3 separate regions of the Homo sapiens genome follow, and all the other regions are linked to region 1. A link is a loop called in an ENCODE intact Hi-C map of the cell type or tissue named here. Cell type or tissue: heart right ventricle. All regions are shown on one strand.

Region 1 (8,000 bases):
TCTAACACGAGGGCAAAAGGGAGTCAGTCAATTGCTTTAAGAAAGGAGTCACATGATTCAGTTTGGACTTTATAGGTTCCTAATGCCAAGCACCATCTGGATAAGAAAAAAAATAGGAAGATTCTTCACAACTCTCCCACTCCCCATTCCCCAACCCAGGGCCCATGCCAGCCAGGACACTGGCATCAGGGCCATGCCAGCCAGGACACTGTCCTTCTCTAACCTTCAAAAGGTGCACAAAAATTAAAGAATGAGCCCGGGTGCAGTGGCTCATGCCTGTAATCCCAGCACTTTGGGAGGCCGAGGCGGGTGGGTCACCTGAGGTCAAGAGTTCGAGACTATCCTGGCCAACATGGCAAAACCCCATCTCTACTGAAAATACACAAATTAGCCGGGCGTGGTGGTGCACGCCTGTAGTCCCAGCTACTTAGGAGGCTGAGGCAGAAGAATGGCTTGAACCTGGGAGGCGGAGGTTGCAGTGAGCCAAGATCGTGCCACTGCACTCCAGCCTGGGCAACGGAGCAAGACACTGTCTTTAAAAAAAAAAAAGTTGAAGAATGAGAACATTGGCATTGGCAACAATGCAGCACTTTTGGGAGGTCAAGTCCTGGGGGGGCAGGAGAAGGAGGCAGGAGAAGGTTGCTGTGGCAGTGCCCCCGGGGGACAGTTCTGCCATCCTACATCAATCAACGTACATGGCAAACTGCACACCTCTCTGTGTGGGTGTGGGGTTGCCTGTCTGCTTTGCACTTTTTAGAAAACTAAACAGATCTTGTTTACTTCAATTTTATGTTCACTAATGTTTTAGAAAAAATATATGCTGGCGTTATGTGACTAATGAAGACCTGTAAGCATTTCAGTGGCATTCTCTAGTTGTTACGATGTTGTGCACTTTCCCCCATTTGAGATGAGAAGTTAGTTTGTCTCCCTTCTTTTCTTCTTGAACTTTGTTGATATCATCTGAGGTTTTGGGATCCAGGTTATAATTGTTACATTATTGGCCTTTTGTCATATAACTGCCCTTATAATTATACATTTGGACTTTTTGTATTCTGTTATGGCCAGATTTATAATAATTTAAAATTCTGTCTGTTTTAACTAAAATTAGTGTTGTTGCTAGTTCTTTTGTTGTTGTTGTTTTGTTTTTGTTTTTGTTTTTTTTGATATGGAGTTTTGCTCTTGTTGCCCAGGCTGGAGTGCAATGGTGGGATCTCAGCTCACTGAAACTTGCGCCCACGGGTTCAAGCGATTCTCCTGCCTCAGCCTCCTGAGTAGCAGGGATTACAGGCATGTGTCACCAAGCCAGGCTAATTTTTTTGTATTTTTAATAGAGATGGGGTTGCTCCATGTTGGTCAGGCTGGTCTCAAACTCCCAACCTCAGGTGATCCGCCTTCCTCGGCCTCCCAAAGTGCTGGGATTACAGGCATGAGCTACCGCGCCCATCCGCCAGTTCTTTTTATATCATGATTTCTTCATGCCTGTGCTCTTAATTTTGTTTCATCCCTCAATAGTTTGGAGTACTTCTTCCAGTAATTTTTTAAAAAAGAGGTACAGAGGTAGTATATTTTCTGAGCTGTTGCATATCTGAGAATAAATTTATCTTGCTTTCTTACTTAAATGACAAGTTGGCTAGGTCTAGAATTCTTGCTTTACAACATTTTCAAACTTCTTAGACGCTTTGCCGTGGTCTGATAATGGCTGTGGAGTGAAGTAGTTTGGAAAAGCACAGATGAAAGTCCTAGGCTGCCTATGGCCAAATAACAGCTCCGCCATCTGCTGTGTGACATTGGGCGGATTACTTAACTTCTCTGTGTCTCAGCTTGATCTGTTAGCAGAGATGATGATAACTGCACCTATCTCATAGGGTTATGTGGAGGATACAATGAGCGAATGTGTGCACAGCACTTAGTTTATGCCTGGACGTAGTAAGCCCGATATGCATGTTTGCCCCTATCAGTTGGCCATTTAGGATTGCTCTCCATCCCTTCCTCCCCACATCCTTTGTATATAGCTGCCTTTTCTGCCTGGATAATTTTTAGGACTTTTCCTTTTGCTTTCTAATTTGAAAATTTTGCCACCACATTGCCTGGAACGTAGGGAGTCCTTCTGATCTGCACACACAGTTCCTTTTTCAGCTCAGAAGAGTTTCTTGGTATTGCCTCTTTGACTACAATGTTTGTTTCTCTTGTTCTGAACTCTCATTAATGAACACCATTTTTCATTCACTGGTCATCTCTTCTTTCTTCCCTATTTCTTCAAAACGATCCTATTATCAATCATCATTTTAATGTATTTTTTTTCCTCTGTACTCTTCCTCCAAATCACCAATTCAATGATCTGAGGCATCAGTTAGGTCTGCTGTGACTACCACCAGGGTGGTCATTGTGCTTTTCTGGTTTCCTTGCAACCTGTCCTTGTCTCTCCCACCTACCTCCTTTTCCATCTCATCTTGTTGCTTTTTGCAGGCTTTCTGCCTTCTTGTGCTCTACTGAGGATGGCTGAAATGACCTGTGGTGGGTCATTTTGGAGGTTTGCTCACCCACCGTTTCCCTTGTGCTACAATTGTTTCATCCATAGCATCGATGTTGGTTTTTTCCTTCCTAACTCATCTGCACATGAGGCCAGATGATGGATCAGCTCTCTCTTCACTGACTGGTGAGCTTCTTCAGCCCTTCAGTGGGAGGGGAAGTTGACGTTTGCAAATAGCGGTCAAATTTCCAATTGCTAGCAAATTTCCATGTAGTAAAACTCTGCTCTTCTGTTACTTCCTCCTACCTCCATCGTCTGCGTCTCTGTATTTTGAGTGAGGTTGCCATGCACGTTGGACCAAGGTTGGGCAGAAGTTCCTTGTGAAAGCACTTCGGGCTTCTGTCTCAGTTACCCCATGTCGGTTACCTCCAAGACCCTGGCAAATGCAGGCATGACATCTAAAGAGGCTGCCCCTCCTCCCCACTCAGCCTCCTCCTTATGGTAGGAGACCCCAGAGCTTCAGTGACATCCATTTAAATTGGTAAAAACAAATAGTCACATAACATAAGCAGATAAACACCATCTTTCCTTTAATCCCCTGCAGGGCCAGCGGTTTGCTAATTCTGTTTCTCTTAGGCATAGGGTACAATGTGCCTATCCCTGCTGGCACATGTGTTCAGGGTATGGCTGCCTCCACCTCCCAGTTCTTCCCTTGGCACCAGCCTGGGGAAAGCCATAACACCAAGGGGCTCAGAACTGATGCCCTGGTCACGTGCCCCTTCAAGGTGACTCAGATCAGTGTGATGCCATCTTTCTAAACCCATCCCTACGGAAGAGTTCCTCTATTTATGGTACTGGAGTCACCTGTGACAAGGATTCTTGGCTTGGCCAAACTTTAGTCAGACTCCTGAACCTTCTCTTAGGCCCATCTGTGCACTTCCTTATGAAGTCCAGTTTTAGAAAAAGAACCCTGCTAAGTCAGTGTAACCAGAAACCCCCGTCCTTGACATCTGATCATCCTCCATATCTGATCAGGTTCCTCATCCACCACCATCCCCCAGCAGATGTCTGATCTCCCTGGCCTGCCTTCAATGACAATCCCCAGAATCCTGTTAAATAGGTTTAGCCAGAATCCCCCTCACCCTGAAGGTTTCCTCTTGGTAATTTTCCATCCACTGACCCCACCCTGCCCCTCAGCTGTAAGTCCCACCTGCCCATGCTGTCTTAGAGTTGAGTCCAATCTGTCTCCCTGTTGCAATGGTCCCTATACCTACATCAAGAGTCCTAACTAAAGTCTTTGTTACCATGCTTTTAACAAGTATCATTGAAGAGTTTCTCCTTTAACCCCTGCATGAGAACCACCTGAATCCTGAAGCCCATCCTGAAATGTGCTGAGTCACAACCTCTGGTGGGTCTGCCCAGAAGCCCTCTCTTATTTTAATGCCATATCAAGTTTGAGAACTACCCCCTAATAGGGTCTTGAAGCTCTATTTTTGGCACAGCCCACGTCTCTTGATGGAAAAAGATTTTGCTCCTAGTCTGAAGCATAGTTCTCACATTGGTCCGTTCTCCAGGCACGTAGAGGGCTGGCATTAGACTCTCCGTGTTTATTTAAGGGGGATGATTTGGGGGGAGCAGAGAGGGAAGCAGTAACCTTGGGAGCAAAGCATGGGTCATGGCCCAGGCTTTTTTTCTGCCTCTACATCCTCAGGAGACTTTTCCCTGGTAAGATTGTGCAGATACTGTGGCTTGTGTACGGCTCACAGCTTAGGCACAAACAATGGAGTTCATTAATTCTCATTTCCAGGCGCACCTTCACCACCAATCCAGGCAGGCCCCCTCCACACTTTGTTTTATTGAATTCTCTCAGTGCCCCACCCTGCCCCCACCACTTCCTACCAGCATTAGCTGTAGGAGGATGACCAACGGGAGAGATTGCTCAGGCCTGAGGGGTTTCCTGGGACATGGGACTTTCAGAGCTCAAACTGAGGAAGTCCAGTGAGGAAATCCTCTCTCACTCTCTCACCCCCTCCTTCTTTCCCTTCCTCTCTCCTTTCCTCCCTCCCTTCCTCCCTCCCACATTCATGGAGCATCCGTCTGTACTGGAGATGAGCACAGTCAGGGCTCTGCCCTCAAGGAGCTCGCTGGGCAGTGGGGCACTGGGGAGTGGGGCGCTCCAGGCACAGGAGTCAGCCCTGAGAAGTCCTGGAGGTATTGGGTGCAGCAGAGTGGGACAGAGAGGATTAACGGAGCAGTGGAGAGGTCAGGCCTGCATCCTACTCCAGGCCCCACTCATTACCCACAGCACCTAGCAAAGCCATCCACTTGTCCTAGGGTGGGGCACAAGGCTCAGGGATGACTACACGTTTCCCAGGAGCCCTGTGGATTGGGCCCGGTAGCTTAGCTGGGACAAGAACCAGGGAAAGGCTTCAGCCACTGACTGGTGCCATTTGGGAAGTGGCCACAAGGTGGTAGCAGAGGATCGGTGGCGTCACCTAGCTACAACCCCAGAGCTCTGGTGATCTGGCTGTGGCCGTAGATAGCTGAGCCAGTCTCTGTGCCAGATCCTGGGACAACGTGGTCACCACTCTGATGAATGGAGAAGGTGAGAGTCAAGGTGTCAGAAATGCATGTACGTGCATGTATGTGGGCACATGTGTAAGTATACGTATGTCCATGCATGTCGTGGTGTACGCATATGATGCCTATATATGTATTGTGTGTGTGTGTGTGTGTGTGTGTGCAATGTGTACATGTGCATGTATACATATGTGGGCATGGTATACACATGTATATTTGCTCACATGGGTGTGCTCACATGTGCACACCTATATACAGATATGCATGCCTTGTGTGCACACGTGTGTTGTGCTCATGCGTGTGAGCATTTGTGTATGTGTTGTGCATATGTATGTGTGCATGGCTTTGTATGTGTATGGGCATATGTGTGTGCATATGATTCATGCCCATGTGTAGATATGTGTGTGTGTGTCTGTGTGCACAACATGTGCATGCGTATGTGTCTGCATTGTTGGCTCCCCCATCCCGAGCCTTCCAACGGTCTGTCTCAGGGATGACAGATGACTGAGCTTCCGAGGAAGCCAAGATGACGGACATAAAGCTGCAGCTGAAGATTGTTCAGGACTCGGCCAAGCAGCTGCCCACAGCCAAAAACTATGCGTGGAAGGCCTGCCAAGCGCTAAGCCACCTGTGCGCTAAGCCAAGCACAGGGAAATGTACAGCGTGTGGAAGGTGTTGTAACCACCAGCAATACAGTATTGCTGGTGGTCAGGGAAGACCTCTGTATGAAGTGACCTTTCAGCAGAGACAGGAAGGAAGTGAGGGCTCAAGGCAGGCGGATGTGGACGGGGAGGGTCTAGGCACTCCTGGGGCAGTGCTGTGTTTGGGGCAATCAAGCAGCAGCAAGGGGTGGGTGAATGAGGGGGGAGCTGGAGAAATTAAAGTTGGGGGTGGGGGCACGTGATTCTGAAGCCCACCTGGGTCCTGGCCACCTTTGGTTTCATCTCCGCCCCCTGGCTGCCCCTCCCCTCTCACCTGGATGCCTGCAACAGCTCCCCAGCCTGGGGAAGAAGCCCGGAAGCTTCGGGTCCTGATGCAGCCTCATTTTTCCTCCTTCCAAGCCTTGGCGCCACCCTCTCCCCCGCCCCTGCCGTTCCCTTGGCTTCTTCTGCTCCCACTGAATTGTACGTCTGAATCCCACTCAACCTTCCAGGCCCACCTCACCCCTCACCTCCTCCAAGAAGCCTTTCCTGCCTTCTTGGAGGGGAAGCCTCCCACCTCACAGCCCAGTGTGGGTTGGTTCTGTCCCCACGGCTAGCCCATCAGGATTCCTGAGGATAGGGGCCCTCCACAGCACCCTCTCCTCCCCATCCTTTCCAACTCATGGGACAGGAGGCTATACAGTCATCTTGGAAGATCTGAGGGCAGGAGACTGTCCAGGATGGTCTACTTGGCTGGGCTGGGAGGAGAGTAGCACACTGGGTTTGTGGCCACCATCCCCAAGGCCCTGGATGTCAAAACTTCTAAATTTTGTCTTACAGTGTTAAAGGGCAGGCTCTGGAACCACATTGCCTGGATTGAGTCCTAGCTCCACCACTGAGCAGCTGAGTGACCTTGGGCAAGCTACCTAGCCTCTCTGTGCTTTATTTCCCCATGTGCAAAACAAGGATAATAGTAGGGCTGTTGTAGCATATATGTAAAAAGCGCTGAGTTCAGCAGCACATGGCAGAGCAAGGGCTTATAGAGTTATTAGCTACAATTGTTACTACCAGGTTCAAATCTAGCTGCATCTCTGTGATCTTGTACAAGTCAGTTAACATCTGGACCACCAAAGCCCAGCCACTGTCCCCTGGCATCTTGAGTGTGCTTGTGCACACACACACACAATGGATTTTGTTTTGTTTTGTTTGAGACGGCGTCTTGCTCTGTCGCCCAGGCTGGAGTGCAGTGGTGCGATCTTGGCTCACTGCAACCTCCACTTCCCAGGTTCAAGCAATTCTCCTGCCTCAACCTCCCGAGTAGCTAGGACTACAGGTGTGCGCCACCACACCTGGCTGATTTTTGTATTTTTAGTAGAGATGGGGTTTCACCACGTTGGCCAGGCTTGTCTCGAACTTCTAACCTCAAGTGATCTGCCCGCCTCAGCCTCCCAAAGTGCTGGGATTACAGGCATGAGCCACCGCGCCCGGCCCACACAAAACGTTTGTTCACTTGTTTACTATCTGCCTTCCCTATTGCAGACCTGAACGTAAGCTCCATGAGGCAGCGCGTTGCCGTTCATCAGCGAAGCACCAGCTCCCAACAAAGTGTCTGGCAAATAATAGGTGCTCAGTCATTATTCCACAAACAAATGAACAAATGTGGACCTTCTTCATTTGTCAAACAGGGGATGATCATTCCTCTCTCACAAGGCTACTGTTGGAAATGAACGAGATCACAGCACATGGAAGCCACACTCAGTTTTCCTCCACGAGTGGGAGAAGCATCTGGGGACGGCTATCTTGGAAGTGGACGCCAGGAGGCAGCAAAGGGCCAAGTCACTCAGGACACACTTAATCCTTGCCAAGGATTTCCAACCCGCCAGCAAGCAGGAAGAGGGAGCAGAAAAGAGACGAGGGGGGCCCTCTTGCAGCTCCTGCCAAGTGCCAGGGAGCTGTAGGCTCTCGTGGAGCAGATTGATGCACCTCACTCGTTCCTTCAGCAAGCCTTAATTGAGTCACAGAGAGGTAAACAGACAGATTCTCACTCTTGTGGAGCTCTGAGCCTAGCAAGGAGACAGTCTCTCGACACAATTAAAGGAAGCTGTCTGCGCTGAAGGCAGCAGGTCTTCAAGTTTCCTTGAGCACAGTGACCCTGTATTTTAGGCTGAGATGTGATAGCTGAGCAAGAGTTAACCAGGTGAAGAGGAAGGGAGGTGGTGAGAGCTTCAGACAGAGGGAACAGCCTGTGCAAAGGCCCCAAGGCAGGAAAAGGCAAGTTCATTTCATCTTTGGCCCAGAGACAAAAAGTG
Region 2 (8,000 bases), 550 kb after region 1:
GAATTGAGTCTCAACTCAAGTCCCACATACAGGTCTTGGCTTTCTTTCCTGTTCCAACCCCAGAGAGGGCACCGATGCCCAGAGTGAGGGGACGGTTACTTGACCTCCAGGTGTGGAGCATCCCTGGCCAGCTGCTGGGAACCCCGCAGACCGAGGGTGTGGCTGGTACAGGGGGAAAGTGAGATCCTCTCCTCCTCTCTCCTGCCAAGAGGGGGCCAAGGAGAGAAGGGCCAGGGAAAGGTCCACTAACAAAACTGAGTGGGGAGGAGGGGTGACAGTCACAGCTTTCTACACGGAATCCTGCATGCCACAGGAAGTGTCCCCACCTGCTTCCATGCTGGGAACACAGTATTAGACCTCGGCACGAGCCACATGTCCCTGCCCACCCCTCGCCCAGAGGGGGATCAGGAACAGGAAGGAGTTTCCAGTGCCATGGACAAGCCCCGGGTGAGCACAGGATGGGGGGTCCTGCTGTGGTGGGTCCTGGGCTGACCGGAGCAGGCCCTAGAAGCAGGCGAGGTGCTGTGCAGTCTGCAGCGTAACTCTGAACTTGACAATGAGGTCTCCCCGCTGAGTGCATACCTTGAGGAAGAGAAGCATCTTTCCATGGAGTCTGCCCCATTGCCTGCCAATGGCATTCGTGCCCATCTAGAGGACCAGCCGCCGCCCCTGCTGGCTGCCAATGTCCTTTCAGGCAAACACGGCACCTTGAGAAAATGAGGCAGAGAGTGAGGGAAGGGTTTGAGTAGGAAAGTCACCAGCTGGTACTGACAAGGACACTGAGGGAACAGTGGTTCCATCTGAGCAGAAGTGTGTGCCAGGGCTTCTCTTGGAGCACAAAGACAATGCTGCAGGGATGGCTTCTGGCCTGGAAACTCCCTTTTTGGAAAGTGACCTGTGGCTCCAGGTAGCTGTTCTGTGTGCGACGGTGCTGAATCTTGTCCTTGTCCTTGGTGGGACCCCCTGTGCTCAGGGTGGAGGAGCTCTCTGTGACCTCCCTGGACCAGGTAGCGCCACGGGAGATCCCCTTCAGGCACTCTTGCACACAGGTCTGCCCCGCCATCTGCAGGAAGCGTGCGGTGTTCCCGGCTCTCCTTAGACACTCTCAGCAGCTGAAGTCACTCCAAGCATCCAAGGGAGGCTTCTCCCTGCACCTCTGGGTCATGTGGTCAAGGCCAATGCAGGGCAGAGGAGTGACCGCTGGAAAAGAAGAGCCCAGATGAAGTGCAGTCACCTACCTGAGGCCGGGCTCCCCTGGAAGTCCCCATGAAGTAAGTCTAGGAAGAAACCACCAGAGGGCCCCTAGATACCCAGTGGGGAGGGAAAGGGCAGTGCGGCTCGTCTTCATGGAGCGATTGCTACAGTGCTGGGATTTCATCACGCCTGCTAGCTTCATTAGTTACTATTCCCATGAAAAAGTAACACAGTAATGCAACATTTTATTTTATTTTATTTTGTTAATTTTTTTTTTGGACGGAATCTTTCTGTGTTGCCCAGGCTGGAGTGCAGTGGCAAGATCTCGGCTCACTGCAACCTCCACCTCCCAGGTTCAAATAATTATCCTGCCTCAGCCTCCCCAGTAGCTGGGATTACAGGCACCCGCCACCATACCTGACCAATTTTTGTATTTTTAGTAGAGACGGGGTTTCACCAGGTTGGCCAGGCTGATCTTGAACCCCTGACCTCAGATGATCTGCCCGCCTTGCCCTCCAAAAGTGCTGAGATTACAGGCGTGAGGCACCATGCCCGGCCTTAATGCAACATTTTAAAAATCAAAATTCATGCTAAATATTCCATTGTGAGCAAAATATCCACATTTTAAATCAAGCCATGGTCAGATCCTGTAACTGCAACACTCTGAGAGTTGTACAAGCGTTGGGCACGATGGGAAACTAAATTTTGGCAAATTCCATTCAACCTATAAAGTTGTCACCAAAGAAAAGGAAAAGTACTCACTTGCGGAATGTTCCAGACAGCTCCCAGGCACACTGCACTGCCAGAGATGGGGGATCTGCTCCCCGAGGACTGGGGCTTTTCCAATGAAGGCCATTTTCCAGTTTCGTCTAAAAGCACAGAAGGACTTCGTGAAATGTTTGGCTTCTTCCTAAGGGAAGGAGGTGCCTACAGCGTTGCCATCACTGCTGCTGGCCACAGGAAGATGCGTACATATCGTCCCGCCCTAAGATCGTGTTTTGAAAGTGGGCGACTTTGGAAATTAACTGAGGCTGTAACCGCAGAGCTGACGGGATGGGGGAGCTGCTCTGATGAGTCTCCAGAGCGGCCCGGTGACCGCAGGAGCTCTGAGTCATCAAAGACCGGGGCCAGGGAGCCTGGAAGAGGAAGGGCCCGCTGCTCCCGGGCCACGCCGGGACACATGAGTTAGGGGCAAAATTTAATGCCGCAACAAAGCGACTCATTTTTTTGGAACTGAGGCTGTTCCAGAACTTCTTACTCACTCTCGGCGCCGCCCCCGCGCTTCCAGGCCCCGGACCCGCCGCAAACACCGCTGGGCTTGGACTCAAACCGCGGTCCGGTCCCACCCGGTCTGGTCCAGTCCCGTTGGAGGCGGCGGTTGGGCTCAGCGCCAGGCGCGCGCCCTCTGCTGGCCGTTGGGAAGCGGCGAGGGAAGCGCTGAGCTCGCGGCCGAGCGGTGGTCGCTCGCCCCCTCGCGGGCTCTCCCGGAATCGCTGACATTCTCCGTCCCTTGCTCTCTGCTCCTGGCTGGGGATGCTCCATTTACATGGATTGGAATAGACCTAAGCACCACAATTACAAAATCAGTTATACGGTAATCAAAGCCTCAAAACACCAGGTAACCCATGTTCTAAATCACTGTTTGGGAGACAGCCAAACAGGTGAGTCACCTGATGAGAAATACCTGCCCCAACCTCTTACATGAAAGAAAAATTTGTAATACAATCAAGCTACTGGTCACTGTTTATTTTTATAATACCTACCAGTTTTAACAAAATACCATTCTGAAGAAAGTGTCACAAGATAAGTTCAAACAGAAGAACAGCAAATGCCATTTTATATCATTGTAATAGATCAAAGAATATTACAAATAATATTCATTCAAGGAATACAAATTTTCTTCTCTCTAAACATTTTTGTAACTCATAATGTACAAGATATTGTCAAAATAATTCCATGATTTTGGTACTAATATTTGCCAACCGGGGCAAAAGAGTTGCGATTTCTTTTTGAGCTGGGCAAACCATCTGTATAATTGATTAGAAAGAGCCACAAGTTTAACTTCCTCTACAGTTTTCCTGTGGGAAACGTCACATGAAGGGAAATAAAACCATATTTTCATGTAATGTAATTTTTTTTAAGATGGGGTCTTGTTATGTTACCCAGGCTGGTCTCTAACTTTGGCCTCAAGGGATCCTTCCCCCTCAGCCTCTCACCTCTCTCACCTCCAGCCTCCCAAATGCTAGGATTACAGGCGTGATACATCGCGCCTGGTGGAAGAAGAGCACTTCAATTTCACCCCTAAAAACCTCCCAGGCAAAGACTGTATTTCTTTGCCTTCAGATGGGGGCAAATTTTTGGAAGAACCTTTAGACAGCGATTCCCAAACAGGGACAAAGTAGATTTCCTGCTTTCATCTTCCTGATAGTGATCAAGGCTGGAGGGTAGTAGTTTCTCCAGGAGATCTTATCTCACGCACCACCATGGCCCTCCATGTCCAGCTGGTTGAAGCCTGCAGAATGTGGTGGTGGGAACAGGAGTCTTGGGTCTTCTGGATTTTGAGACTATGTCCTGTTTCCCAAGAGAACTAGGAGCAGGTCTTTGTATTCAGGCCTGACTAAGAGGAGATACTATTCAGATATCTACTATTCAGGTATCTCAAATGCATGAAGATGTCCTTACTTTTAAGCCATGGCTCCAAGGCGTATCCCAGGAAAGGGAGCAGGCAAGGCTGGAGCAGAGCGTCCCCAGCCAGGAGCAGAGAGCAAGGGACGGAGAATGTCAGCGATTCCGGGAGAGCCCGCGAGGGGGCGAGCGACCACCGCTCGGCCGCGAGCTCAGCGCTTCCCTCGCCGCTTCCCAACGGCCAGCAGAGGGCGCGCGCCTGGCGCTGAGCCCAACCGCCGCCTCCAACGGGACTGGACCAGACCGGGTGGGACCGGACCGCGGTTTGAGTCCAAGCCCAGCGGTGTTTGCGGCGGGTCCGGGGCCTGGAAGCGCGGGGGCGGCGCCGAGAGTGAGTAAGAAGTTCTGGAACAGCCTCAGTTCCAAAAAAATGAGTCGCTTTGTTGCGGCATTAAATTTTGCCCCTAACTCATGTGTCCCGGCGTGGCCCGGGAGCAGCGGGCCCTTCCTCTTCCAGGCTCCCTGGCCCCGGTCTTTGATGACTCAGAGCTCCTGCGGTCACCGGGCCGCTCTGGAGACTCATCAGAGCAGCTCCCCCATCCCGTCAGCTCTGCGGTTACAGCCTCAGTTAATTTCCAAAGTCGCCCACTTTCAAAACACGATCTTAGGGCGGGACGATATGTACGCATCTTCCTGTGGCCAGCAGCAGTGATGGCAACGCTGTAGGCACCTCCTTCCCTTAGGAAGAAGCCAAACATTTCACGAAGTCCTTCTGTGCTTTTAGACGAAACTGGAAAATGGCCTTCATTGGAAAAGCCCCAGTCCTCGGGGAGCAGATCCCCCATCTCTGGCAGTGCAGTGTGCCTGGGAGCTGTCTGGAACATTCCGCAAGTGAGTACTTTTCCTTTTCTTTGGTGACAACTTTATAGGTTGAATGGAATTTGCCAAAATTTAGTTTCCCATCGTGCCCAACGCTTGTACAACTCTCAGAGTGTTGCAGTTACAGGATCTGACCATGGCTTGATTTAAAATGTGGATATTTTGCTCACAATGGAATATTTAGCATGAATTTTGATTTTTAAAATGTTGCATTAAGGCCGGGCATGGTGCCTCACGCCTGTAATCTCAGCACTTTTGGAGGGCAAGGCGGGCAGATCATCTGAGGTCAGGGGTTCAAGATCAGCCTGGCCAACCTGGTGAAACCCCGTCTCTACTAAAAATACAAAAATTGGTCAGGTATGGTGGCGGGTGCCTGTAATCCCAGCTACTGGGGAGGCTGAGGCAGGATAATTATTTGAACCTGGGAGGTGGAGGTTGCAGTGAGCCGAGATCTTGCCACTGCACTCCAGCCTGGGCAACACAGAAAGATTCCGTCCAAAAAAAAAATTAACAAAATAAAATAAAATAAAATGTTGCATTACTGTGTTACTTTTTCATGGGAATAGTAACTAATGAAGCTAGCAGGCGTGATGAAATCCCAGCACTGTAGCAATCGCTCCATGAAGACGAGCCGCACTGCCCTTTCCCTCCCCACTGGGTATCTAGGGGCCCTCTGGTGGTTTCTTCCTAGACTTACTTCATGGGGACTTCCAGGGGAGCCCGGCCTCAGGTAGGTGACTGCACTTCATCTGGGCTCTTCTTTTCCAGCGGTCACTCCTCTGCCCTGCATTGGCCTTGACCACATGACCCAGAGGTGCAGGGAGAAGCCTCCCTTGGATGCTTGGAGTGACTTCAGCTGCTGAGAGTGTCTAAGGAGAGCCGGGAACACCGCACGCTTCCTGCAGATGGCGGGGCAGACCTGTGTGCAAGAGTGCCTGAAGGGGATCTCCCGTGGCGCTACCTGGTCCAGGGAGGTCACAGAGAGCTCCTCCACCCTGAGCACAGGGGGTCCCACCAAGGACAAGGACAAGATTCAGCACCGTCGCACACAGAACAGCTACCTGGAGCCACAGGTCACTTTCCAAAAAGGGAGTTTCCAGGCCAGAAGCCATCCCTGCAGCATTGTCTTTGTGCTCCAAGAGAAGCCCTGGCACACACTTCTGCTCAGATGGAACCACTGTTCCCTCAGTGTCCTTGTCAGTACCAGCTGGTGACTTTCCTACTCAAACCCTTCCCTCACTCTCTGCCTCATTTTCTCAAGGTGCCGTGTTTGCCTGAAAGGACATTGGCAGCCAGCAGGGGCGGCGGCTGGTCCTCTAGATGGGCACGAATGCCATTGGCAGGCAATGGGGCAGACTCCATGGAAAGATGCTTCTCTTCCTCAAGGTATGCACTCAGCGGGGAGACCTCATTGTCAAGTTCAGAGTTACGCTGCAGACTGCACAGCACCTCGCCTGCTTCTAGGGCCTGCTCCGGTCAGCCCAGGACCCACCACAGCAGGACCCCCCATCCTGTGCTCACCCGGGGCTTGTCCATGGCACTGGAAACTCCTTCCTGTTCCTGATCCCCCTCTGGGCGAGGGGTGGGCAGGGACATGTGGCTCGTGCCGAGGTCTAATACTGTGTTCCCAGCATGGAAGCAGGTGGGGACACTTCCTGTGGCATGCAGGATTCCGTGTAGAAAGCTGTGACTGTCACCCCTCCTCCCCACTCAGTTTTGTTAGTGGACCTTTCCCTGGCCCTTCTCTCCTTGGCCCCCTCTTGGCAGGAGAGAGGAGGAGAGGATCTCACTTTCCCCCTGTACCAGCCACACCCTCGGTCTGCGGGGTTCCCAGCAGCTGGCCAGGGATGCTCCACACCTGGAGGTCAAGTAACCGTCCCCTCACTCTGGGCATCGGTGCCCTCTCTGGGGTTGGAACAGGAAAGAAAGCCAAGACCTGTATGTGGGACTTGAGTTGAGACTCAATTCTGTAGAGTCAGGGGTGAGGAGGAGCCAGGCCTCCTGTGTGCTCTCCATACCCCAGAGCCGGGTGCCCAGTTCCATGGGTCCTGATGGACAGAAGGGAAGAACGGGGGGGCTGCTGCACCGTGGGTGGTAATGCAGTGGGAGCCACCTCCAGCTGAATGCCCAGGGACTCCTGGGGCTGCTGGCCCCGGGTCCCAGCAGTGGGTCCTGTTTCTTCTTTACTCTTGGAATGCAGGATCTGCCACACCAAAACGTCCCCTCCACATTTGGTGAAATAGGAAGCTCCATGGCATGTCTCCATCTTTCAAGGTGACTGAGAGGTTTATTTTCATAGGAGCCTCAGTGGCCTTGTCCGTACCCACCTCTGCACGTGGTTGCAGAAAGTGAAGGATTGTCAGGGAGCAGGGCAGACATTTGGTTTATCTGTGTCATTGGTCAAAGTTTTGTTTTTCCTCCAGAAGAAAAAGGCTTGTGAACATGCCACCGTATTCTTCATTCCTTCTTTTGGAAATGTATGAAGAACGGGTGGCATTTTGGAGTTATTGGCCTGTGAACAGCTGGCCCAGAGGAAGGGTTAGATGTGGGTGGGTGTGGCCGCCTCTGCCCCTCCCCAGCGCAGGTGTGCGTGGGCAGCCCAGGCAGGCGCTCAGGAAGGGTGAGGTGGAGCCCTGCACGCTCTGAGCACAAAGTCCTGGGATCCCTTAAACCCAAGCACTGCCTTGACAGCAGCCAGCATGGCTGATAGAAGAGACACAGAAGTCCAGCTGATGCCAGACAGAGGGCGTCACTAGAGAGCCGTGCTAGGTGGGGGTCATTCAAGTTGTCTTGGCGTATGCAGACGTTGCTTCTAGAGAGTCAGAAGCTCTATATGCGTAGTGTTGGAGCAGAATTTCGGGATAGTGATGGCAAGCCTCCTCCCAAGCCAGCTGGGGAGTATGGGGAGGGGGTGGCCGGAGGAACCTGGCATCCCCGGGTTAGGACCACAGAGGTGGCTCTGCCTGCAGCTGGGCCTCTGCCTCATCCTGACTCCCCCTGCTTTGGCCATGGCTCTTCTTGTCCTTCCTCTTCTCAGTGCAGGAGGACCCTGAATCAAATGCCTCATCCTGGTTTGCATTTTACCCTCGGATGAAGCTTGTGGCGAACCCCTGGACTCTGTGTCTCCTGAGTCTCTGCAGACCTCGGGTCCTGGACCCAGAGACTCTTCTCCCTGGGACAGGAGGCACTGGGGTGGGTGGACAGGGGTGGCCTGGGGCACAGTAGCTGACGGGGGGACTTCCTAGTTTTCTGGGCCTTTCCAACTCTGAGTGTGACCTTCCTATTCTTGATCACAGCCCCCA
Region 3 (8,000 bases), 210 kb after region 1:
ACCATATTGGCCAGGCTGGTCTTGAACTCCTGACCTCGTGATCCGCCCGCCTCAGCCTCCCAAAGTGCTGGGATTACAGGCATGAGCCACTGTGCCCGGCCTGGGGACCCCTTATTTTGCCCTCACCACACTGCTGAAACTTCATTCACTCCGCAGTCACCATTGTCTTCCTCATTATGCAGACCACTTGCCTATTCACAGTCCTCATCCCCCTTGCCTGAGTTTTCCTGCTGCTTCTCTGACAACTCTTCTGTTTTCTGACTCTGCTTACCTTCTTGTGTGTTCCTGGCTGTGGCCTTTAGTCCTCTTCCCTCCTCAATATTCTTTCCCTCTGAGAGCTCATGCACGCCTATTGCTGCGCTCACCTGTTCTAACGACTCCTAGATCTCTCTCCATTCCCAGGGCCCAGCACCACCTCTGCCTTGACACACCAGCCACCAGTCTCCTTTCCCTCTGCCTCCACCCTTCTCTCTGACTGCTCACCTAGACTGTAGTGCTCACTGTCTGCTTCCATATCTTTCTACCCAACTAGACTGTGAGCAGCTCCAATGCAGTGACTGACGTGTTTTCTTAGTATCTGCCTACTGCCAAGCCTGGGGCCTGGCACATGCTTTAAAAAGCAAAATCTGGCCAGGCACGGTGGCTCATGCCTGTAATCCCAGCACTTTGGGAGGCCAAGGCGGGTGGATCACGAGGTCAGGAGATCGAGACCATTCTGGCTAATACGGTGAAACCCCGTCTCTACTAAAAATACAAAAAAAAATTTAGCTGGCATGGTGGCATGTGCCTGTAGTCCCAAATACTCAGGAGGCTGAGGCAGGAAAATCACTTGAACCCGGGAGGCGAGGTTGCAGTGAGCCGAGATCACGGCACTGCACTCCAGCCTGGGCAACAGAGCGAGACTCTGTCTCAAAAAAGTAAAAATAAATAAAATAAAAATAAAAAGCAAAATCTGGCCAGGCATGGTGGCTCATGCCTATAATCCCAGCACTTTGGGAGGCCGAGGTGGGCAGATCACCTGAGGTCAGGAGTTCAAGACCAGCCTGGCCAACATGGTGAAACCCCATCTCTACTAAAAATACAAAAAAATTAGCCAAGAGTGGGGGCGGGCACCTGTAGTCCCAGCTACTCAGGAGGCTGAGGCAGGAGAATCACTTGAACCTGGGAGGCAGAGGTTGCAGTGAGCCAAGACTGAGCCACTGCACTCCAGCCTGGGCAACAGAGTGAGACTCTGTCTCAAAAAATAAAATTAAAAATAAATAAATAAAAAGCAAAATCTGGCTTGGGAATTTGGTTCTAAAATCAGTGTATAAGACATAAATCATGAATAACCACAGTTATCCTTAAATAATCCCTATGTCAACCATAAAATACACATGGTTGACATAAAATGAGGAACAGCAACTTGACCTTCCCCATCTCACACTCCCTCTGGGACGTATTTTCAGAGTGGAAGAACTGGAACAGCTCCCATTAGTTGCAGTGCATCTTCTTTGTCACTCCCTCCCACTTGGGCTTTCATTTTAACCCCACACATTGACGGAATTCTCATAAGTAAAATGTATATATAACCACAATTTCATTGTAAAGGTTTGATTAATGATCTCTATCTTTCCTTAAATTGGTTCTTCCTCTTGACTTCACATTTCCGATAATAAAGCACCTCACTCCTCCCTTTCCCTCACTCTTCCTTTCTGGTTTCCGGGTTCTGGTTCATTCTTCCTTTGCATAGTATCCTTTTGTCTCCATTCTTATTGACATCTACATAATTCAGGCCCTGATCACCTCCCATCTTGATTTCTATGATAGCCTCCTAACTGGTCTTGCTGTTCTCTCTCCAATTCATGTTTCACTCTGCCATTAGATTAGCATTTTCTAAGGCATTGATTTAGTGCTATCACTCCCTGATTCAGAAGCCATCAATGTCTTCCCATTGGCTATCAGAGTCGAGGCCCTGCACAATCTAGTCACAAGCTGTCTTCAGTCCCACTCCTACTCTTCTGAGATAGGAACACTATGCTCCTTGCCTGCTCCCCAAACTTTTCCCACCTATGTCACTTCCCTCCACTTCAAACGCCACCTCCACAAACATCTTCACTTGCCAAAACCCAACCCAGCCTTAAATGGTAATATCCAAAGTGACCTCTCCTTCTTCTCATCACTGTAGTTCTTTCTTTGTACCACTTACCTCACACTGCTGGATTATAAGTACACTGAAGAAAGAAGACACATCATATATATTTTTTCATTTATTCACTCATTCAACATATATTATTAAGCACTTACAGTGGGCCAGGCACTCAGTGAGGTGCCGGATATTTATATAGTGAAGACAGAGAGAGCTCTGCCACTCGCAGAAGTCAGTCTGGCAGTAGAGGGTGGCAACAGACAAGCTGTGAACCCCAATAGTGGCTATGAGAGAAAAAGTGAAAGAGGAGAACTTCATCTTGACAGTGGTCAGAAAAAGCTTATTCCCAAATAAGTCATATGTAAGCTGAGACCTAAAGAATGAGTAGAAAATAGCCAGGCAGAAGGGGGAAGAAGAAGTCGAAGAAAAAGTACCAAAAAAAAAGTCAGAAGGTAAGAGAGGACATGGTTCATTAGAAGAACCTAAAGAAAAAAGTCTTGGCTAGAGCACATAGAACAAGGTGAGAGTGAGTGGCAATGGGGCTGGGGGGAGAGAAGCCAGGTCATAGCCCTGCCTTGTGAGGCTTGTAAACCAAGTGAAAGAGGTTAGGCTTGATCCTAAGGGGAAAGGAGAGTTTTAAGGAAAGATGTATCATGATATTCACATGGTGGAAAGATGGAAGAATGGATGGTCGGGGTAAAGATCAGGGGTTAGGCTTGGCATGGTGGCTCATCCCTATAATCACAGTACTTTGGAAGGTTGAGGCAGGAGGATGGCTTGAGCCCAGGAGTTTGAGATCAGCCTGGGCAACATGACAAAACCCCATGTCTACAAAAAATATAAAAAATAGCTGGGCATGGTGGCACACACATGTAATCCCAGCTACTCATGAGGCTGAGATGGGGGAATAGCTTGAACCCAGGAGGTCGAGGCTGCAGTGATCTGTGATGGTGCCACTGCACTCCAACCTGGCAGCCTGGGCAACAGAGCGGGACCCTGTCTCAAAAAAAAAAAAAAAAAAAGACTAGGGGTAATGCAATAATCCAGATGCAAGAAGACAGAGACCTGGACTAGGGTAATAGCAGAAAAAGCAGAGAGAAGTGGATAGATTTGGATGCTGCACCTAATATGACTTGCTAATTAACCGAATTCAGATGGACCATAAAAAGAAAAGGTCAAAGATGATCACACAAACTTGACCACTGCTTTGTACATAATAGGTGCTCAATAAATATTTGAGGAATGAATGAATTTATAGCAAATAAATGAATGAGCAAATAAAACAATGAATGAGAGGCAGAGAAGAGTTTTTTAAAAATGATTTTTGAAGATTCCTTCTAAGGCAAAGCCATCCCAAGAAGTAATATAGACCCCCAAAAAATTTTATACATATATATTCAATAAGTAAAAGGAACCATTTTAAATATAGGGAATTCTAATTACACTGGCATAGTTAAGGCCAAAAATATAAAGTAGACATTTCTACCTTATTTATCTTCAACCCTTGCCTATATATATATATATATATATATATATATATACATATACATACATCAGAATTTATTGGTTTACACCCTCCCTGTATTTTTCTTTTTTTTTTTTTTTCTTTGAGACAGAGTCTTGCTCTGTTGCCCAGGCTGGAGTGCAGTGGTGCAATCTTGGCTCACTGCAACCTCTACCTCCCGGGTTCAATCAATTCTTCTGCCTCAGCCTCCCAAGTAGCTGGGACTACAGGCACGTGCCACCACACCCAGCTAATTTTTCTGTATTTTTAGTAGAGACAGGGTTTCACTGTGTTAGCCAGGATGGTCTCGATCTCCTGACCTCGTGATCCACCCACCTCGGCTTTCCAAAGTGCTGGGATTACAGGCGTGAGCCACCGCATCCGGCCCCTCCCTGTATTTTTTAAAGGATGAAATCTGGCCAAGGTAAGCTTAGGGGATACAAAGAATTATAAGTGCCTCAGATCACTTTTGATATTTCTGCCCTTCCAAATACTGCCTTCCTGAGTCTCTGCCCAACTGATAATCTGTCAGGATCATCAACAGCTCCTAATTCCCAAAATCCTAGGCCTTTTGGACATGTGCCACCTTTTTTGCCACACTCTTGGAATGGTCCTTTCAATGGTCATCAAAATTGTTCAGAGTTGGATTCATTCATCAAGCATTGATCAAGGGCTTCCTACACGCCACCTGAGGTTGTAACCATGAAAACAATAGGCACAGACCCTTCTCTCGAGGAACTACCAGTCCCCTGGAGCATTTAAATTTACATATGTAAATTTATATATGTAAATGATGGAATGTGTTTTTCTTCATTTACTCATTAAGACGTTTCTTTGGTTGTGGGGACACTGGCCTCAGAAATTACCAGAGGCCTGCAGTTATTTGAAAGGTGTCAAGGAAAGCATGTCATTTTCATAATGTAATATCACCACCTAGTGGTTCCAGAAAACTTTACCAATTGATCCAGGAAAATTTTCTTACAAAGCTATATTCCTGGGAATGACTCTCCACCATTTCTCCAGAACTTTTCTTTTCTCTATCAAGATAATCTAAGGGATGATTCTCTAATATGTATTAGATACCCAATATCTGTTAAATAAATGCATATATACAAGGACAAATGAATTTCATACCCTGGTACCTTATGTCAATGGAAAGAGAAAATTTAGAAATTCCTTCCCAGATTCCTCTGGACTTCTAATCATTTCTATCTAAGAAGGACCTTCTAATCATTTCTATCTAAGGCCAGAGGTATTACTGTCCTTAATTTATCAAGCAATTCCTTTAGTGCATTTGAATAAACTGATTTTTTAAGTGTCACTGTGTCATGGATGAAACCCTCACTCCCTCCCACCAAACCCAAGGGGTTTTCTATAATTCAAAAACATTCTGGGCACGGTGGGTCACGCCTGTAATCCCGGCATTTTGGGAGCTCAAGGTGGGCGGATTACTTGAGGCCAGGAGTTTGAGTCCAACCTGCCCAACATGGAGAAACCCTGTCTCTACTAAAAATACAAAAATTAGCTGGGCTTGGTGGCACATGACTGTAAACCCAGCTACTCAGGAGGCTGAGGCACAAGAATCGCTTGAACCCAGGCGGCGGAGGTTGCAATGAGCAGAGATTGCGCCACCGCCCTCCAGCCTGGGCAACAGGGGGAGAGTCTGTCTCAAAACATACAAAAACAAAATCAATGAAGAACAGCATATGTCACCCCAGAGGTTGGGACCAATACCAAATCAAAGTCCAGCTGGCTCTGAGTATGGGCCTAGAATATCTGAAGATGCTTTCATTGATTATTGCTTCTACACAGGTGTCAAACTGGGCCAGGTGTCACTAGGAAGTGTGCTTAGAAAATTATGGTAACCCAGGCCAGGCACAGTGGCTCACACCTGTAATCCCAGCACTTTGGGAGGCCGAGGTGGGCAGATCACCTGAGGGCAGAGTTCGAGACAAGCCTGACCAACATGGAGAAACCCCGTCTCTACTAAAAATACAAAAATTAGCCAGGCATGGTGGTGGGCACCTGTAATTCCCAGCTACATGGGAGGCTGAGGCAGGAGAATCGCTTGAACCCGGGAGGCGGAGGTTTCGGTGAGCCGAGATCACGCCATTGCACTCCAGCCTAGGCAACAAGAGCAAAACTCTGTCTCAAAAAACAAAAAACAAAAAAAAAAAAGAAAAAGAAAATTATGGTAACCCAAAGCAAGTGGCCTGTCTCTAGCAGGGATCACAAAGTAGCAAAGAACAAAAGAAACTAAGGACTAGTTTCTTGGAAATATAAGCCTCTTAGAACCATATTCCAACAGGCTAAATCTTAAGTCTTTTTGTTGGTTTAAATAAGTAAAGTGAATCTCCAAGCAATACTGGCTATTAATTAAGCCTTACTTCTGCTTCCTTAGGCCCAGATGGTGGGGAAATGGCAGTTAGCAGCAGTTACCTGGCTCCTCCTCTCTCAGAACATTGGGAGGCTGAAGCAAGGGGTTCACGAGTACTCCTCCCCTTCAGTCAATTCTTTTCTACATAGCCGTGTCCTTCCTTTCAGTCTAAGGGTATCCCAGTCTCAGCTGTACATTAAAGAGAAGGAGTAGGAGAGGTGTCAGGATACAGTGGATGAAGACAGGCTGAGCCAAAGTTCTAAGCCCAGGCCCCTTTACTTGCTCACCTTTGACTTTTGGCCTCTCCAGCAGGGCCACTAGGTCTGTTGTGAAGGTCGTGGACCAACTCTAGGGATGCTGCTCATATTATAACCATCTTAGATTTGTACAGTCATTGAGTTAATTTTCAACAGATGATAGTAAAGTGTTTTAAAGGGTGTCTTTTTCTAATTCACTCAAAGGCCCCAAATGGGCTCTCATCAGCCCTGTATTCTGAGCCTAATTTATCAACTGGATACAGTCCACATCTATCTATGTAGTTGGCCAGAGAACCAACTGAAATAGTGAGTGTAAAGCACCTTGAAAACTAACATGGTTTGGAGATTATATTTCCCAGGGTTCTGTTTGTGATTGTCTAAATTTGAGGGATTGCTATGTGAAAGGTAAAACAAGTTTCAGTCTGCAAGTGTTTTATCTCCCTTTGAAAATAGACACAAAAGCTAGCATTCAGATAGTGCATATCTTCTCACTCAAAATCCACCAGGATTCAAAAAGTAACTGTGTACTCATCAACAGGACTTAAAAGAATGTTCCAATTTCTGAGAGTTGCTTCACCAATAAAGTAGTTGAATTTGTTATAAAATAGTTATACCTTCTCTTCTCTGCCTAAGTCTTTAGATAAAATAAGCAAATGGAAGGCAAACCCTGCCTTGTCCTCATCCCTACCACTGACCATTAGGAATTGGGTTTGCTCCAGTGGACAGGTCTGAGGGTAGGCTAATAAGAAGTGAAGAAAATTGTAGGCCAGGCACGGTGGCTCATGCCTGTAATCCCAGCACTTTGGGAGGCCGAGGCAAGCAAATCACCTGAGGTCAGGCGTTCGAGACCAGACTGGCCAACATGGCGAAACCCTGTCTCTACTAAAAATACAAAAATTAGCCAGGTGTGGTGGCAAGCACCCTGTAATCCCAGCTACTCGGGAGGCTGAGACAGGAGAATCACTTGAACCCAGGAGGCGGAGGTTGCGGTGAGCCAAGATGGTGCCACTACACTCAAGCCTAGGCAACAGAGTGAGACTCCGCCTCAAAAAAAAAAAGAAAGAAAGAAAATTGTAAATTTTTTAAACCCAGCCCACATAAGTCATTCTGCAATGCAACGCACATTCAAGAAATAATTATGAGAGGAGGAGCCAAGATGGCCGAATAGGAACAGCTCCGGTCTACAGCTCCCAGCGTGAGCGACGCAGAAGACGGGTGATTTCTGCATTTCCATCTGAGGTACCGGGTTCATCTCACTAGGGAGTGCCAGACAGTGGGCGCAGGCCAGTGTGTGCGCGCACTGTGCGCGAGCCGAAGCAGGGCGAGGCATTGCCTCACCTGGGAAGCACAAGGGGTCAGGGAGTTCCCTTTCCGAGTCAAAGAAAGGGGTGACGGATGCACCTGGAAAATCGGGTCACTCCCACCCGAATATTGCGCTTTTCAGACCGGCTTAAGAAACGGCGCACCACGAGACTATATCCCACACCTGGCTCAGAGGGTCCTACGCCCACGGAATCTCGCTGATTGCTAGCACAGCAGTCTGAGATCAAACTGCAAGGCGGCAACGAGGCTGGGGGAGGGGCGCCCGCCATTGCCCAGGCTTGCTTAGGTAAACAAAGCAGCCGGGAAGCTCGAACTGGGTGGAGCCCACCACAGCTCAAGGAGGCCTGCCTGCCTCTGTAGGCTCCACCTCTGGGGGCAGGGCACAGACAAACAAAAAGACAGCAGTAACCT

The links. A loop is a pair of places that touch in the nucleus more often than their neighbours do. Peaks named below come from ENCODE experiments on the same cell type or tissue, not always from the same donor. Only the 100,000 strongest peaks of a DNase experiment are listed, where the experiment ranks them.
Region 2: it touches region 1 in a loop (34-fold over the local background); 9 of 110 quality-filtered maps call a loop at or near these places.
Region 3: a loop joins it to region 1, with 11 times the contacts of the local background. A loop is called at or near these places in 107 of 110 quality-filtered maps.

What each region holds. Positions count from the first base shown.
Region 1 is chr9:113,655,093-113,663,092 of GRCh38, reverse strand. The region is part of intron 2 of LOC105376223 (a long non-coding RNA gene); the gene reads right to left. Among named protein-coding and RNA genes, the nearest start is that of RGS3, 200 kb to the right of the region's middle. RefSeq lists a silencer at 4,874-4,953. In heart right ventricle, CTCF peaks have their summits at 4,735, 4,939 (motif pointing right), 7,305 and 7,507 (motif pointing right); DNase peaks (open chromatin) are centred at 4,932 and 7,532; H3K27ac peaks cover 2,284 bases.
Region 2 is chr9:113,107,620-113,115,619 of GRCh38, reverse strand. It overlaps FAM225B (family with sequence similarity 225 member B), which reads left to right and starts at 3,943. Exons shown (of 3, transcript NR_024376.1): 1 at 3,943-4,210; 2 at 4,604-4,710; 3 at 5,467-8,000. It overlaps FAM225A (family with sequence similarity 225 member A), which reads right to left and starts at 2,724. Exons shown (of 3, transcript NR_024366.1): 1 at 2,457-2,724; 2 at 1,957-2,063; 3 at 1-1,200. In heart right ventricle, CTCF peaks have their summits at 2,729 and 3,918; no DNase peak of the experiment used is centred here.
Region 3 is chr9:113,442,999-113,450,998 of GRCh38, reverse strand. It overlaps a transcript of RGS3 not described here. Among named protein-coding and RNA genes, the nearest start is that of RGS3, 17 kb to the left of the region's middle. In heart right ventricle, CTCF peaks have their summits at 4,372 and 4,572 (motif pointing left); no DNase peak of the experiment used is centred here; H3K27ac peaks cover 1,771 bases.